Linked DNA regions of Homo sapiens: all the other regions are linked to region 1. The links are chromatin contacts, found by Hi-C or POLR2A ChIA-PET in ENCODE. All regions are on one chromosome and are shown on one strand. Each heading gives the region's core, a stretch centred on a gene start or an enhancer-like site at or near the end of the contact. The rest is flanking DNA. Distances are from core to core; before and after follow the strand shown.

What was found. Hi-C counts contacts between places; a loop is a spot of excess contacts on that map. ChIA-PET counts read pairs that join two places held with the same protein, here RNA polymerase II (POLR2A). Pooled maps may share reads with other maps.
Region 2: a map of sigmoid colon shows a loop between it and region 1 (3-fold over the local background). The contact joins the enhancer-like site here to the promoter of CCDC80 in region 1. A Hi-C loop is called at or near these places in 1 of 168 maps with a recorded cell type or tissue (sigmoid colon) and 3 of 50 pooled maps. POLR2A ChIA-PET finds 5 or more read pairs at or near these places in 2 of 52 experiments (BJ and OCI-LY7).
Region 3: a map of ovary shows a loop between it and region 1 (8-fold over the local background). The contact joins the promoter of CD200 here to the promoter of CCDC80 in region 1. A Hi-C loop is called at or near these places in 1 of 168 maps with a recorded cell type or tissue (ovary), 1 of 37 single-sample maps with no recorded cell type and 6 of 50 pooled maps. POLR2A ChIA-PET finds 5 or more read pairs at or near these places in 2 of 52 experiments (H1 and WTC11).

Annotation. Positions count from the first base shown.
Region 1 is chr3:112,638,426-112,643,492 of GRCh38, forward strand. CCDC80 (coiled-coil domain containing 80) reads right to left here and starts at 2,718. Exons shown (of 8, transcript NM_199511.3): 1 at 1,902-2,718; 2 at 1-1,491. The coding sequence starts at 1,480.
Region 2 is chr3:113,149,215-113,154,281 of GRCh38, forward strand. The region is part of intron 1 of NEPRO-AS1 (NEPRO antisense RNA 1); the gene reads left to right. LINC02044 (long intergenic non-protein coding RNA 2044) reads right to left here. Exons shown (of 4, transcript NR_110823.1): 3 at 4,058-4,274. Among named protein-coding and RNA genes, the nearest start is that of LINC02044, 16 kb to the right of the region's middle. Within about 2 kb of position 2,389, at least 10 of the 41 ENCODE cell types and tissues checked have a DNase peak (open chromatin) inside an H3K27ac peak, as active enhancers do; they include sigmoid colon, where a contact is called at or near this core.
Region 3 is chr3:112,330,380-112,335,446 of GRCh38, forward strand. CD200 (CD200 molecule) reads left to right here and starts at 2,777. Exons shown (of 6, transcript NM_005944.7): 1 at 2,777-2,845. The coding sequence starts at 2,834. LOC105374042 (a long non-coding RNA gene) reads left to right here. Exons shown (of 5, transcript NR_147411.1): 5 at 1,807-2,375. RefSeq lists enhancers at 2,444-3,401, 3,402-4,358, 4,855-5,067.

The DNA.
Region 1 (5,067 bases), core at 1,468-3,967:
TGGGAGGTTTCTCCTTTGCTGGCTTGGGAGGACCTGGCACCACATTTGGGTCTCGGTGGCCATGTTCCCGCCTGTCCATGCGGTTGTCCCGGAAACGGCCTGGGCCAGCAGCCCTTGTGCTGGGTTCTGAGATGGTGGTGGGAGGGGCATTTGTGAAGCTCTCCAAGCTGGTGGCCTTGCTGGGCCTCCTGGTTGTCTGTGGCCTCTCCCTGTGCTGATCCTTCCGGGATGGAGGGTAAAGATTCTCTGAAACTGAGGGTCTCCTGGCAGTGATCACCTCAGTGGTTGTAGGGGGCCTGTGGGAGGGTGAGGGGGTCCAGGGCCTCTGCGTGGTGGGAAAGGCAGTGGTGGTCATAGGTCTTGCAGCAACTGTTACCGCCCGGGACGTGGACCGAGTCACTGTTGTGGCTGGGGCAGGAGGAAGGGTGGTGGCTCTGGGGGTTGAGGGAGGTTGGGGCAAAGCTGGTGCAGTGGCGGCCAGTTTTCTCAGGACCTTCACCCGACTCTCTCTGGTTGGTGGGACTTGTGCTCTCCTTGGGTCCTCTTTCTTCTTCTCGCTGCCCAGGCTTGGCCTTCCTGCTCCCCCTCCACCGTCATTCCCCTCCGCCACCACCTGGCCCTCTACACCAGAGGCCTTACATTTCTGGACAAAGCCCTTCTGCCTGATCTTCTCGATCCTACGGATGGGGCCTTGGTCGATGACCTCGTACATGGCTTCCAGCCTAACGGGATATGGATAGCGCTCCTCCACCTGCAGCGTCTTCTTCAGCAGCACCATGCCAAACTTGCCCTTCTCCAGCTTCAGGAAGCTCATCAGCTTAGGGATGAGGCTAGGGTCCAGGGGCTGCTCCAGGATCTGGCCCTCGCTGGTGATCCTTCTCACCTTGCCTCCTTCCTCACCTGCCTGGTGGAAGAGCACAATCTGTTGGATGTGCCTCTCCGCCAGCTCACAGTACACATCGTCCTTCAGCAGGCTCATCATGAGGCGGTAGTAGCCTTCCGAGGCATGAGGGGCTGAGATGACCCATACTCTGTTCTTCCCTGCAAAGCTGGCAAGGATGTTGGGAGAGCTGGACCCCGAAGGGAAACGCAACATTCTTGACCGAGCTGAGGACCCCTCATCTCTGATCATCTCACGCGGAGAGCCCCTGGCTGCTGGTCTTTGCTCAGGTCTCACGGCGGCCCCATTGATGTCCGAGCGGGCTGGCGGCTCTGTTGGGCGAGCTAGTCTCAACACGGGCACACTCCTCCTTCTCTGGAGAGGCTGAAGGTTTGGTTCCTCCAGAGTGGATCTCTCAATTCCGCGAGACCTCCCAGTGTGCCTCAGAAACCGAGCTGGCCTACTGCTGTCCGGAGAAACCAAAGGCACTTTCCGTCCTCCGTGGCTGCCTCTAATAGTGGCATGGGGGTGGGGTTCTGATCCACACACTAGCCACATGGCCAACAGCATAGTGAAACGGGGTCCCATTCTCCATGTCATTGTGTAATCCACTTTGCGATGCACGGAGGTCATAAAACAAAGGGGAGGGGGAAAAAAGAAAGAAAATTATTTATCTGGAAACAGAGCTGGTCATTTTCTTTTTCTGTATCTCAGCCAAGGGGAGGGGAAAAGGTTGGTTAGAGAGAAGGAGGGAGGTCAGGAGATGGAAAATGGGATGAGATCCTGTTACTTTCAATCCCCTATAATTTGTTAGTGTTTAACAGAGACAGTTACATTAAGCAGGAAATCCAATTCAGTTTCCCAGTCAGCATGCTTGTACTGTTTCAACTAATGCTCTGGATGCTCCAAAGAAAATGCAAACTAGCATATTAATTATGACAACATTCACATTTCATTCCTTCAAAATAAGCAATAAAGAAACAAATAAACAGATCAAAGACAGAAAAGATTACACACTTACATGGTGGCTCATAGAGATGGAATGCAGAGGGTTGCAAAAGAAATCAGAAGTTTGGTTCCCAGGACAGTTTCCTAGATGAACTACTTTTCCTCCCAGCCCTCTCTCTCTTTACCGAGGGTGAGCAATACAAAAGGGGTGTGCTGCAGCTCCAGCTTTCAGAGTACCGCCACAGATCCACAGCCTGTCCTGATCTGAGAGCTGAGCCGATGCCTTTTCTTTCTGGCTGTGTCTTTTTACCTTCTGGACAAGTAGGATGAGGTGAAAGGAGCTGTCCTTCTAAGTCTTTGTATCTCCATTTGTCTGCAGTTTCTCCTCGGTCTCGTGTGTCTGTGTGTGCCAGTCCCTTGTGCTGACACAGGACGTCCCTTAAAGTCCAGTCCTGGCGATTTCTGAATCTCACTCTTTCCCTCTTTAAAGTTCCAGGATCCTTCTTATCTCCCTTTCCCCCATAGTCTGGCTTAGTCTCTTTGTTTCCGGGCGTAAAAGCACTGGGATTAATATGTTTTCCAGGCTGAGGGAAAACACAGGAATGTGATGTCGAAAAGGGACTTTTTTTTTCTTTCACTGTGCTTCTCTCCTCCCTTTATTTCTCCCTACCTTTTTCCTCCTCTTTTTCTTCTTCTTTTTCTTCTTTCTCTTGCCTGGATTCAGTCCCAGAAATGTTAGGACTACCTCAGTTTTGCTCCAAACCAAACTCAAACAACAGCAGCCACTGGAAATCAAGGAAACTTCACTAAGAATTTAACAGATCAGCAAAACACCGCCTCCTTCCCATTTTAGCACGTTCAGAGTGGACTCAGTGAGGAGTGAGAAGGCTGTTCTTTGGGGTGGGGTAAAGTTTTTAAACTCCACACATCATCATAAATCACTTTAGAAGAGGATGACTGGTGCCTTAACCCCTTCCAAACCAAGTCATCGGGGTAACTTCTCTTCCAGTCTGTTCTTACACTGTACTTTGGAAGGAGAAAATTCTCAGATTTCTGCATCAGGCTACATTCTTTTCTTAGAGACAGATACTCATTTGGGTCAGGGTGCTTGGCTGTGCTGACACAGACAGTATATATGTATTTATAGTCCCATGTGTATATTCTTATATCTTTCTCCCTGCTTTGTGCTTTTAGTTTGAGGTTGGAAAAGCCCATGGAAAACATGACTAGGTTGTTTTTATTTTATGCTAATTGGGGATCATATTACTGTGTTCTTGGTCCTAGTTTCTCCTCGGCATGGAAGGAAGCTGGTAAAAGGTTAGAAATGCAGGCAATGGCTGCAAGTCGAGATTGCAGTTGACTGTTACATCAGGGAACAGGCATTATGATCTCTAGCTTCAAAGCTCTGGCTGCAGATGGTAGACTAAGGGCTCCCTTGGAGGTCCCGAGTGTGTGTGTTTGTGTGTGTGTGTGTAGTGCAATATTTTCCTCTGCAGAGACTTTAGATGTCTGAAGGGCTTTAGGCAATCCATAGAAGTAGACTTATCAGGTTCTGAAAGAGAGAGTGAGGCAGCTTTGGGATTCCACCTCCTGAGTCTGCCATAAGGATTCAATGGAGAAGGAAGGGGTCTCAGGTTACGTGGATATTTCTTCCGGCCATGCTGGGCGAGCTGACTCTCCATGTCACTATTAACTGCCACCAACAGTGACAAGCCAGGGTTCTCAGAAACCTCCTTGCCAGCTCAGTCATGCTAATAGCGTCCCTCACTGGATCAAACTTCATCCCTAGTTGTTATGCCTTGATCAGCCCCATCTTGCCCTGGTCACATTTGACTTTTTTCACATAAGCTACGAGCATGGAACTGAGAAAGTCCTGTATAGAGGTTAACTATAGAGTTGCCCGGCCACACCTTGAAGTCCCAGGGGTACCAAGAAGGATGGCCAGCCCTGCTGTGGCATTCTCTCAGACACTTGTAAGGATAATAACAAAAGTGGGCTTCAGGCAGAGACCCTCTGTCCACTGGAGTCATAGATTGCAGCCTTCGTGGTATTCACCTGTTGGGTTGATCAACCTAGCCTTGTGCTAAGTTGGAGGGTCCTAGATGTTACTTCCTTTCTCATAATTTTCTAAGGCGTCCTACACTATCCTTACTGAGCTTTCTCCCTTCTGGCTTTTCATTTCCTCTTCTCTTCTCTCTGCTTATAACAACTACCATTTATTGAGCATTTACATGTGAAGCTTTGGGCTTAGTATTTTTGTGAATTCTTTTATTTAACCCTCACAGTATCCTTAGAAAGTAAACAGAATGATCCTCATTTTATAGATGAGCAAACTGAGGCTTGGTGAGTTTAAATAAATTGCCTATTGTCCCACAAAAGGTAAGCAGTAGCTCTGAAATTTGAACCCAGGTTTAGAACAGCCTACAAAGCGTGATGCTATCCTGCCTCTCTCTTTAATTTTCTACTCATACCTTCAGTTTTTTCCCTTCCTTCAATTCCTTTTTGCATTTCCCACATTCGTAGAAGAGTTTCATTTATTTGTTCAACCAGAGTACTTACACTTTTAGAGTCCTACTGTCTGGGATAATTGTGTAACTGTACTTTTTGCTTTTCTCAATAGGTCCTTAAAGCCCTTTATTATTTTTCTTGAATAAGTCATGACTTACACAAACCTCTCCATGATGTGCACAACATTTGTCACCTGTGCGCTGGTAAAGCTGAAATACAGCCACTTTAGCAACCCCGAATTGACCATGAGGAGCCACCCCAACCCTGGGTTGTGCCTGTCTTCCTAGGACCTCAGGCTTTCTTCCCTCTGTGAGCTTCAGTCACCAGATGGCGCACTAAACACACACACCAGAGAGGACCTAACACTCCACCGCCGCCGTTAGTCCCCACCCCACACCCAACTCCTTCCCCCAGTCTCTTCTCACACACAGATACATACACACACACTGGCAAAGTGGGGCTTCTCATGCTTGTTTTCATCTCAATGCCTAAACGCTTACCTGGGGCTTCAGAAAATCCTCCTGAAGAAGTATTGGAGGCACGTACCTAATAAGAGCAATGATAAATTCTCATTCATTCATTTCCGGGGAGATCTATAATGATTAATGGCTTGTAATAATTCTCAATTTCAAGTCCGTTATTTAAGAGCTCCATATTTTGTAAGTCCTCCATTTAGATCTTTCTATTTTTCTGCAACTGAAGAAACAATTAACCAATTAGTGCTAGGGGTT
Region 2 (5,067 bases), core at 1,139-3,638, 510 kb after region 1:
GGCAGCAAGAAGCTATGTCATTGTTGAGCCAGTGACCCCAGAGCAAAAGTTCCTCCAGGGGTGGGGGAGAGGGAGGAACTTAAGCACCTCATCCTAAACTGAGGTAATTAAGAATACAGCTACTGGGGTCAGACTCTCTCTGGACCTGGACTCAAGCTCCAACTCTTCCTAGCTGCTGGGCTCAAACAAGTTACTGACCTCACTGTGCTTCTTTTCCTCATCGTAAATGAGGCTAACAACAGTACTGTCAGAGGCATTTGAACCAGAGAAACTCCATCTTGAAGAGGAGCTGGGTAAAATGAGGCTGAGACCTACTGGGCTGCATTCCCAGACAGTTAAGGCATTCCGTGTCACAGGATGAGATAGGAGGTCTGCACAAGATACAGGTCATAAAGATCTTGCTGATAAAACAGCTTGCAGTAAAGAAGCCTGCCAAAACCCACCAAAACCAAGATGGCGATGAGAGTGACCTCTGGTCGTCCTCACTGCTACGCTCCCACCAGAGCCATGACAGTTTACAAATGCCAAGGTGTAGTCAGGAAATTATGGGGAGGCATGAATAATCCACCCCTTGTTTAGCATATAATCAAGAAATAGCTATAAAAATGGGCAACCAGCAGCCTTCAGGTCTCCTCTGTCTATGGAGTAGCCATTCTTTTATTCCTTTACTTTCCTAATAAACTTGCTTTCACTTTACTGTATGTACTCGCCCCGAATTGTTTCTTCAGCGAGATCCAAGTACCCTCTTTTGGGGTCTGGATCAGGACCCCTTTCTGGTAACAGTACTACTGACTTTATAGGGTTGCCACAAAGACTGAATGAGCTAATATAGTTCACCAACTTTGAATAGTGCCTGGCAGAGTAAGTATGCAGCACATGTTAGTCATCCTTCCCATTCGGTCAATCAGTCCTAGTTTCGTATAGCCTTGCTCCTCCATCATGGCCATTCCCAAACTGGCCCATGTGCATGGACAATCATACAGCTGGGATTTGCTCCTCCCACCTCTGCATGCTCCTCGGACGAATTCTAGCCACTTTGGTGGCTCTGCGTAAATTCCAATCCTCACCGTGGAACAAACTCTGGAACCTCCTTAACTAACTGGCCTTCCCATGAGGGATGAACCTTTGGGACGCCATGCACTGTGCGTAGGAGGGATGTCTTTCCTGTGCCCTGGACACCCACAACCCATCATCCTCATGGCCTTCCTGAAACCAGAGCCTTCGTCTGGGAGTGCAGCCCATGACAAGCAACAGACATGACCAGCACAAACAGAGCCAAAAATCTTCAGACTGTTTCAGGGAAACTGCAGTGCTTGTCTGCCCTCTCTGCCTGTCTGTTGGGCTGAGAGTGAATGGAGGGTACTGTCCTCCCAACACAGAGGCAGGTATAGCACAGAATCCCAGGACCTTAAGTCCACAGAATTGAATCCCCTGTCCTCTGCACATGAGCCAATCTAGGCTAATGGCACTTCATAAAATGACTATTTTCTGTATTTCTTGTTAATTTCTTTGCCATATAAGTCAGCCTTGTCATACACTGTGGAGTCCAGCTAGACCTGGTTCTGTCACTTCCTCAGTGATGGACATTGGTCAAGTTTTTTAACCTCTCTGAACCTCCATTCATTAACCTATAAAATGGGGCTAACAAGCTTACAGCTTTAAAGATATATCTCATCTTCCTCAATAGACTTTAGCCATGGATGTTCACCTTTATGACTACTTATTCTGCCATTTTACTACAATTTGATTCCACTTCCTTTCATTCTATCCTTAGTGCAGTCAGAAAACAGCTGGTCACCATCATTCCTATATGTAACTACCTTCCAGAGACCTGGAAACAGTTAATAAATCATTCTTCAGCCTCTGAACTTTAGGCTAAATAATGTCAATTTCTTTAATCTTCATCCCAAGATCCTATCTGAAAATCTTGAGTAATTTTATCTTTGTCTTCTGGTCTCTCTAAAAATTAACACATCAGATTTCAGTGCCTCAACGTGAATATATTATTGTAACAAGGGCCTGGTAAAAATTTGGACTGTTTAATTCATCTAATTCATCCTCAGCTTGGGGTGCCCACTAGTATCCTCCCTATCTTTTATTTTTGCATATAAATGTTGGATCACTCAAACATGAAACAGAGAAGAAAGGCCAGTGTTTATTCCTTTAAGAAGGCAGTCGTGCAACTTGTTAAACTTTATCCCATTTGCTGGGGTAAGGGAGAAAAAAAAAGAGAGACAGGGAGCTACCAAAAGGGACTCTGAAGGAAATCATCAGAGTAAGGAGAAAAGCTCTTAAGAGATGTTTTTTGCCCTCTGAACTTTTCTTGCTCAATTCTGTTCTCCCATGGTGACAGTGCAGCTAATATAAGTCTGTGCTCCACTGGGCCCCTGCTGAGCCAGGCTGGGGTAGGACAGGAAATTACCACTCAGAAAATAAATGACCTGTCCCAGAGTCTTCTGTTAATGAGTCCAGGGCATAATAAATCAAGGTGACCCAGTCTCAAGAAACACAAGCCTGTTTAAAAACAAAAAAAAAAAAAAACCAAACCCCGAAGCCCCAGAGGTGAAGAGGAGGAGAAGGGAGAGAGGGGACCGCAGGGAGTCCTTATAAATCACACCCAAACGAAACTAGTGCAGATGTTTTCCAGTTTCAGGCCCACTCAAGAGGCAGAGAATAGACGCATGTGGAAGTGAATGGAAAGAGCTATCTGTTTTGAGGGAAGACAGGAGGCGGCCAGCTCAGTGGATGGGGCCCCTCCTCTCACTCAGTGTCTCAGGCATTTAGTGGCACCGTCTGCAAGCTCTTTTTTAATGTTCTTCAGGCTGTCACGGTCCACTCTGCTTTTTCACCTCTCTGGGGTCTCCCTGTAATCAGCATGGCAGGAGTGTCTGAAGAAGGGTGAATGCCTAAATCCTCTTGGTGGAGAGAACCAAGAGCCTCTTGTCAAACATGGGTCCCAGCTTTCTACAGTAGCAGGCCCCTGTAAAAAGAGAGGTGTGGGCAGGTAAATCATGGGAGGGTCTTCACTTATCAAGTATATTGGAAGCTCTCTGAGGGTGATATCTAACAAGACAATAGAAAACAAAAATGTCAGGCTGGAAATAAATATTCCATTACATGGTAGAGAAATAAGGGGCTGTAGATCTAGGGTGAGGTATAATATGAGACTCAGTTACTTGCAGAGGGCTTCACGGGGAACCAAAATATCCTAGTGAAATGGGTGTCACTGGCCGTGTTTTACAAATGAAGAAACTGAGGCAAAAAGACGGAATAACAATATAGGCATTTCTAATGCACTTTACAGTTTGTAAAGGGTTTTCACAAACATTATTTCATTTGGACACTGCCCGGATAGTAGGCTGTTCTTCTTTTGTTATAGATGAGGAAATCTGGGATAAGAAAGACTTTTAAAACTTACAGAGCGAGACTCCGTCTCAAAAACAAACAAACAAACAAACAAAAAACTTCTCCAGGTTACACAGCCAACATGTGCAGGAACTCGGGCCCACACCCAACTCTTAATTCTAAAACTGTTGTTTTTTTCTGTTCGACCACAGCTATTTAATATTTGCCAGGGTTCTATGATGGGCTATAGGCTGATAGAAAAGGATGCTGAAAAGGAGGATAAACTTTAGCAAAGGTCTATTATTGCCTAGTTTTTTGTTGTTGTGGTGGTGATTTGTTTGTTTGTTTGTTTGTTTTTTAGTCCTCTTTACCATGCTTTAATGTTTAATGTTTAGTAGCAGCTGGTAGGTAGATGAGTGGACAAGAGGAAACTGCAGCCAAAGATGTTTTTACCATTGTTCTATGATGTAAAAACCCATCATTCAGTTATTTCCTTCCTTCCTTATAAGCACGGCCTTCTCTGCTCATTCTCTTTTATTAGCCATCATTTTTAAAGAAGTAGCAACACAACACAGCTTTTTAAAAAATTATTTCCTATGCTGAATTCAACTCCATCATATACCACCACAAGTTAATATAACATATTATATTTTTCAAAATTCTTTCATGTCTGTTACCTTCTCTGAACCTCTTAATCAGGATTGTAATTTACCTTGAAGAAACTTAGACCAGGGTGACTTGCCCATGATCTCTCCACAAGTTAGAAAGTAGATCCGTCCTCCTTTCCTGGACTGCCTCCAAAACAACACAAGGAGGGAGACACGGTTTTCCATGTTGGTTTTCTTCATATTACCCTAGTTCTGCAGTAAGACAGATATCACCTTCTCCCACCAGGACTCTCCATGAACTATTTATGTCAGCTCTTCTTCCTTTTGAAATAAAATAATGAGCATTAGTCTCGAATCCAAATAGGAGGCCAAGCATTTGCCCATCCACACAATGTCCTCAACCACAATAGGAAGAGGCCACAGCAGGCTGCCTAAAATAAACCAGAATAAACCCATAGCTTTTAATTGCCCAGAACCTAGATCTGTAGAACAGCAGACACACCCATGAAAATTACTAATGTTCCAAGTATTTTAAGTCAAATAGTAGCCTTCTACCAAGCCAGACCATGGCTTTAGGTTTCCCTTCCTTGTTTTTTGTTTGTTTTTTGGTTTTCGGTTTTGGTTTTTACTTTGTTTTCCGTTTTGGTTCTGCTCTGTGAGTCCAAATCTTTCATATTCAGATGTTGACTCTCAGCTGGGTGCCCAGAAGCAAGACTCCCAGTATGTGAGCTTTCCAATGAATTCTGCCATGTCAGTCTTCTATTATGAAAGTCAGTCATTCATTCCACAAATGTTCTCAAATTCCTACTATGTACCAGTGACTGTGTTAAGTACTGAAGAAGATTGAAACTTATGTTTTATACTAGCCTTGCCATTAACTAGCAGAGAGACCTTAGGCAAGACCTTCCCTCTTTATGGACATTCCTGCCTCTGTAAAATGAAAGTATGGCTTGTTTGGTCTCCGGGTCCTTTCTGACCCTGCTGCTCTACAGTTCATGGGAATCTGTGTTGATGAAGTAGGCTTGGATACAGCACCTAAAAAGAAGAATGTCCTTTTGATATACTAGTGCAAATAACTGGCAAAGGAGGAGGTAGAAATGGAGATTATATTTTC
Region 3 (5,067 bases), core at 1,527-4,026, 310 kb before region 1:
TAACCTAAAAATGTTGTTTTTAAGCTATTTTTTTTTTTGAAATAGTGTTTCACTGCATCACCCAGGCTAGAGTGCAGTGTCTCCATCATGGCTCACTTCAGCCTCAACCTCCCGAGCTTAAGCAATCCTCCCATCTCAGCCTCCTGATTAGCTGGGACTACAGACATGTGCCACCATGTTCAGGTAATTTATTTTTATTTTTTGGTAGAGACAGGGGTCTCACTATGTTGCCCAGTATGATCTTGAACTCCTGGCCTCAATCATTATGAAACTGGTTGCTTAACTATATAATTTGAATCTGGATTTTAAAATAATAAATGTAAGATTTTATTTTTAAAAAATTAGAAAATAAGATTATGAGAGGTGAGGAGAATTATGCTAAGGTATACGTGTTGGGAAATTTAAGAAATTGACTTAAAAAAATAAATATATGCATTGTCCTTAGTAAGTTAGGAGAAAACAGCAGAATAATAAAATATAACTCTTAATGTAGCAAGATAATATTTAGCTTAATGAAAGATAAGACAGAAGAAAATATACTAAAATAAAATATAAAAAAATTAAAAGTCCTATTATATCAGTAATTACAACATACAAATAGGTTAAGGCCGGGTGCAGTGGCTCACAACTGTAATCCCAGTAGTTTGGGAGGCCAAGGTGGGAGAATTTTTTTTCCAAGTGTGCAGTTAATATTTCTCTAATAGAGGAAGGTTAAAAATAAAGTGATAGGAAAATATATGGGAAAAATAAATGTAATAGAATGATGTACATATGCTTGTGAAAAGACAGGTATAAGAATGTTTATAGCACCACTATGAAAAATGCTTCCAATTTGAAAAACAAAGAAATGTTAATTAATAGAAGAATAGATAAATAAATTGTAATAGACAGTATTTACAGAATAGGATACTATACATCAGTGAGAATGAATAAGCCACACTACAGGCAATAACATGGATGGATTTTTAAAATCTACTGTTGAGTAAAAAACCCAGAAACAAGTGAAGACATATGCTACGATGCCATTCATATAAAATTCAAAATCAGGTGAGCCTAGTCTATGGTGTTAGAAGTAGGAGAATAGGGGCCGGGCGCGGTGGCTCACGCCTGTAATTCCCACAACTTTGGGAGGCTGAGACGGGCGAATCATGAAGTCAGGAGATCGAGACCATCCTGGCTAAACGGTGAAACCCCGTCTCTACTAAAAATACAAAAAAAATTAGCCGGGCGTGGTGGCGGGCGCCTGTAGTCCCAGCTACTTCGGAGGCTGAGGCAGGAGAATGGCGTGAACCCAGGAGGCAGAGCTTGCAGTGAGCCGAGATCGCGCCACTGCACTCCAGCCTGGACGACAGAGCGAGACTCCGCCCCCGTCTCCCACCGCCCCCCCCCCAAAAAAAGAAGTGGGAGAATAGGTCAGGTGCAGTGGTTCATGCCTGTAATCCCACTGCTTTGGGAGGCAAAGGTAGAAGGAGCATTTGAGGCTAGGAATTTCAGGCCAGCCTGGGCAACACAAGACCCCGTGTCTGGAAAAAAAAAAAAAGCTGGACATAGTGGCTGCACAACTATCATTCTAGCTACTCTAGAGGCTGAGGTGAGAGGATCCCTTGAGCCCAGGAGTGAGTTATGATCGCACCACTGCATTCCAGCTTGGACAACAGAGCGAGACTTTGTCTGTAAAAAGAAGCAAAAACAAAACCCCAAAGCTTTGTCCCAGCTCCTTATGAGAGGGTGGTAGTAGTAAAACACAAAAGCCTTCAGGAGGTGAACACTTGATGATTTCTTTGTCCTTTTTTTTTTTTTTTTAAGAGCCAAGAACTCTGGAACAAGAAGAAGAAGACGAAGGAGGAGGAGGAGGGGGAGGGGGAGGAGGAGAAGGAGAAGGAGGAGAAGGAGAAGGAGAAGGAGACGGAGAAGGAGGAAGAGGAGGAGGAGGGCCGGGCGCAGTGGCTCACGCCTGTAATCCCAGCATTTTGGGAGGCCGAGGCGGGCGGATCACGAGGTCAAGAGACCGAGACCATCCTGGCTAACATGGTGAAACCCCGTCTCTACTAAAAATACAAAAAATTAGCCGGGCATGGTGGCGGGCGTCTGTAGTCCCAGCTACTCGGGAGGCTGAGGCAGGAGAATGGCGGGAACCCGGGAGGCGGAGCTTGTAGTGAGCCAAGATAGCGCCACTGCACTCCAGCCTGGACCACAGAGCGAGACTCCGTCTCAAGAAGAAGAAGAAGGAGAAGAAGGAGAAGGAGAAGGGAAAAAAGAATCCTCATCATTAATGCAAGTGGAAGGAAACTCTTCACCAAAGAATTGATCACATCATGAAAGGTGAAATCATTACGGAATTGCTTAAATATATAATTTGAATCTGGATTTAAAAATAATAAATGTAAGTTTTTTCTTTAAAAAAAAAAAAAAGTCCATTGGTTAAATTCAGCTTGAATCCTTTGCCACTACATCAAGAGCTAACAGGTCAACAACTGATCTCCACAACCTCCCACCTCATTTCCTTTCTCAGTCCAGGTAGCAGGAAAATGGAAAAAAAAAAATGATTTTTTTTTTCCAAACACTTTGTCAGTTTCCCCAGCGGTCACCTTTGAAAAGGGAAAAATGTCTGAAAATAGACAAAGCTGAATATAAACATCATTTAATTCCCCCCACACAGACAGCCTCCGCTCCTGTGAGGGCGTGGGGAAAACGGAGTGGGAGAAGGGGGCTAGCGAGGAGGAAGAGGCGGGAGGTGCGGCAGGGGCACAGGTGACGCTCCTCCCGCCTGCCTAGCAGAGCTCCAGGCGCACATCCGCAGTCAGCCACCTCGCGCGCGCCTCCAGGAGCAAGGATGGAGAGGCTGGTGAGCGGGGCCGGGGCTTGGGAAGGAGGGCGCAGGGCAGGCGATGTTGAGCCGGTGGCCCTGGGGCGGGCGGCGAGTGGAAGGCGCGGAGCTTCGGCTCTTGCCACAATCTGGTCCGGGGACTAGATCAGCGGTGTTGATGGCAGCGCTTTTCTCTAAGCGCTTTCTCTTGCTGAGAAACGGATTTTGCCTTCCAAAGGGTGGTTTACAGGCAGCTGCTGGCGTCCAGATTCTCCATTCCAATTGCCTGAAAAAAAGATGCACCAGGCCGGGGCTCCGGGGGCTCTTGATCCGCGCTGACGAAGCTGGCGCATCCTCCGGGCAGGCTCGGCTCGGCTCACTGGCTCCAGCTCCCAAAACTGGGGAGGCACAGCCTATTTTAAACTGCCCCCAAAAGGGAAAGAGAAATGCTGTATTGGTTCCATATTGGCACCAAAAGCTGCGGCGGAGATACAGATTTCCAGGCTCGCTTTCTCCGGGAGAGCTCCTGCGTCTCCTCTTTGTTATGCAGCCCCTTTCTCCCTCCTAGCCCTTGCCTGGGGGAAGCCATGAAGGATCAGTTAAAGCTGAAGCTACACTTGAGAGAGCTGAAATGCTCTGTGATCATAATGCTTTGAAGGGTTAACCCCGGGTATCTAGAGAAACAGACATTTTGTTTATTCGGAACCAGCTTACAAGACAAAAAACGGAGAAGGTTTTCATATATCCCATTGGTATATGAAATCCAAATACAATGGTATTGGTATAAGAATCCAAATACAGTGAATGCCTCAAGATAATTTTTTCATGTATGGTTTGTTGGCAAGACCACATAGCCAATGATTTCACTGTCTTTCTTAACAAAGGAGAATGGTGGTCTGTGAGCTACGGTCTACTGCAAGCTAGATGCTGTTAATCTTCTTTGTAACTATCCTTCTAAAAATGAATTATTACCTCGTTTTACACATAAACAGGCGGAAAGGCTGATATTTCCAAGTCCTTGTGACTACATGTGGGGTAATGTGGATTTGGACATAGAAACTTGCTGAGGAAGAGGCATGAATAGGGGCAATATAGCTACCAGGTGGGCAGCTGTCTGGTAAGACCCAGGTTTTTGTGAACCCTGGACTGCATGGCAAGGGTTATAAGTGGGCTTCTTTGTTTTCAGGACTGTAGTTCCCCCTATATGATTTGATCGATTAATTTTTTTAGCTACCTAACACGTATTGGCATTTACTATAACCTAGGCTCTATACTAAGTGCTTTAATTGCCTAATTCTCATAATAACTATGTGAGATAAGAGCAACATTTATTTAGTGCTTATTTCTACTGGCAGTATTCTAGGAGCTTTATATACTACTTCATTTAGTCTTTTTAACCATTAGATTGGTACTATTACTTTTCCGGAGTCTCAGAGAGGTAAAATGATTTCTTTTGCTCACAAATCTAGTATTTGTTTTAGCCCCGGTCACCTCCCTGTAAACATATAAATACTGTTGTTTTCAGATTGGTCGTATTTTCAGTTATTCTGCACAGACTCGAGGAAAAAAAAAACCTGTAAAATAAAAATACGTATCTATTTAAGAGTAAGGCTTTCCTTCTGATTTCCTTTGCCTCAATCACTGTGTTTTGTTTCTTAACATTGCTGGCTCCCAGTCCACAATATATGGTTTGGTATGTATCTGCTTTCTCTCTTGTCCTAAAACACAGATTTTCTCTATGAGAGCTTGTCCATTCTGCATTCTTCATCATGGCCTCTGGTAGAGCCTGGATTTCCACGTCAGAGAAGCCTAATGGTTTAAAAAATATCACATAGAATTGGAATGCCAGTATCTGTCTCCACAATTGCCTTAGCTGAAAATAAAACAAAATGTGTTGGGTGGGCACTGGCAATGGAGCCTGAGGAAATATTTGGCCTGATTTTTTCTGACTTTCCTAGATAATTAGATAGGATGGAACAGTCTCAGTAATACTGAGAAAATTATCGAGTTATATATTTTTTTTCACTTCAAAACCAAAGCCTTTGTGAGTATAATACCCAGCAGTGGATGGGCAGGGTGAGCAGATCTTTGTAGGCTGTATGTATTCAGGCAGCTGAACCATCTTGGGTTTCTCAAAGAGCAGTGACTATGTTATTAGTCTTAGACCTATGAAGACAGGAAGAGAAGTCACAAGGAAGGGATAGCATGCTTATGGTATGCTTGGGTATCGAATAATAAAATATATCTGCAAAGAATAATTT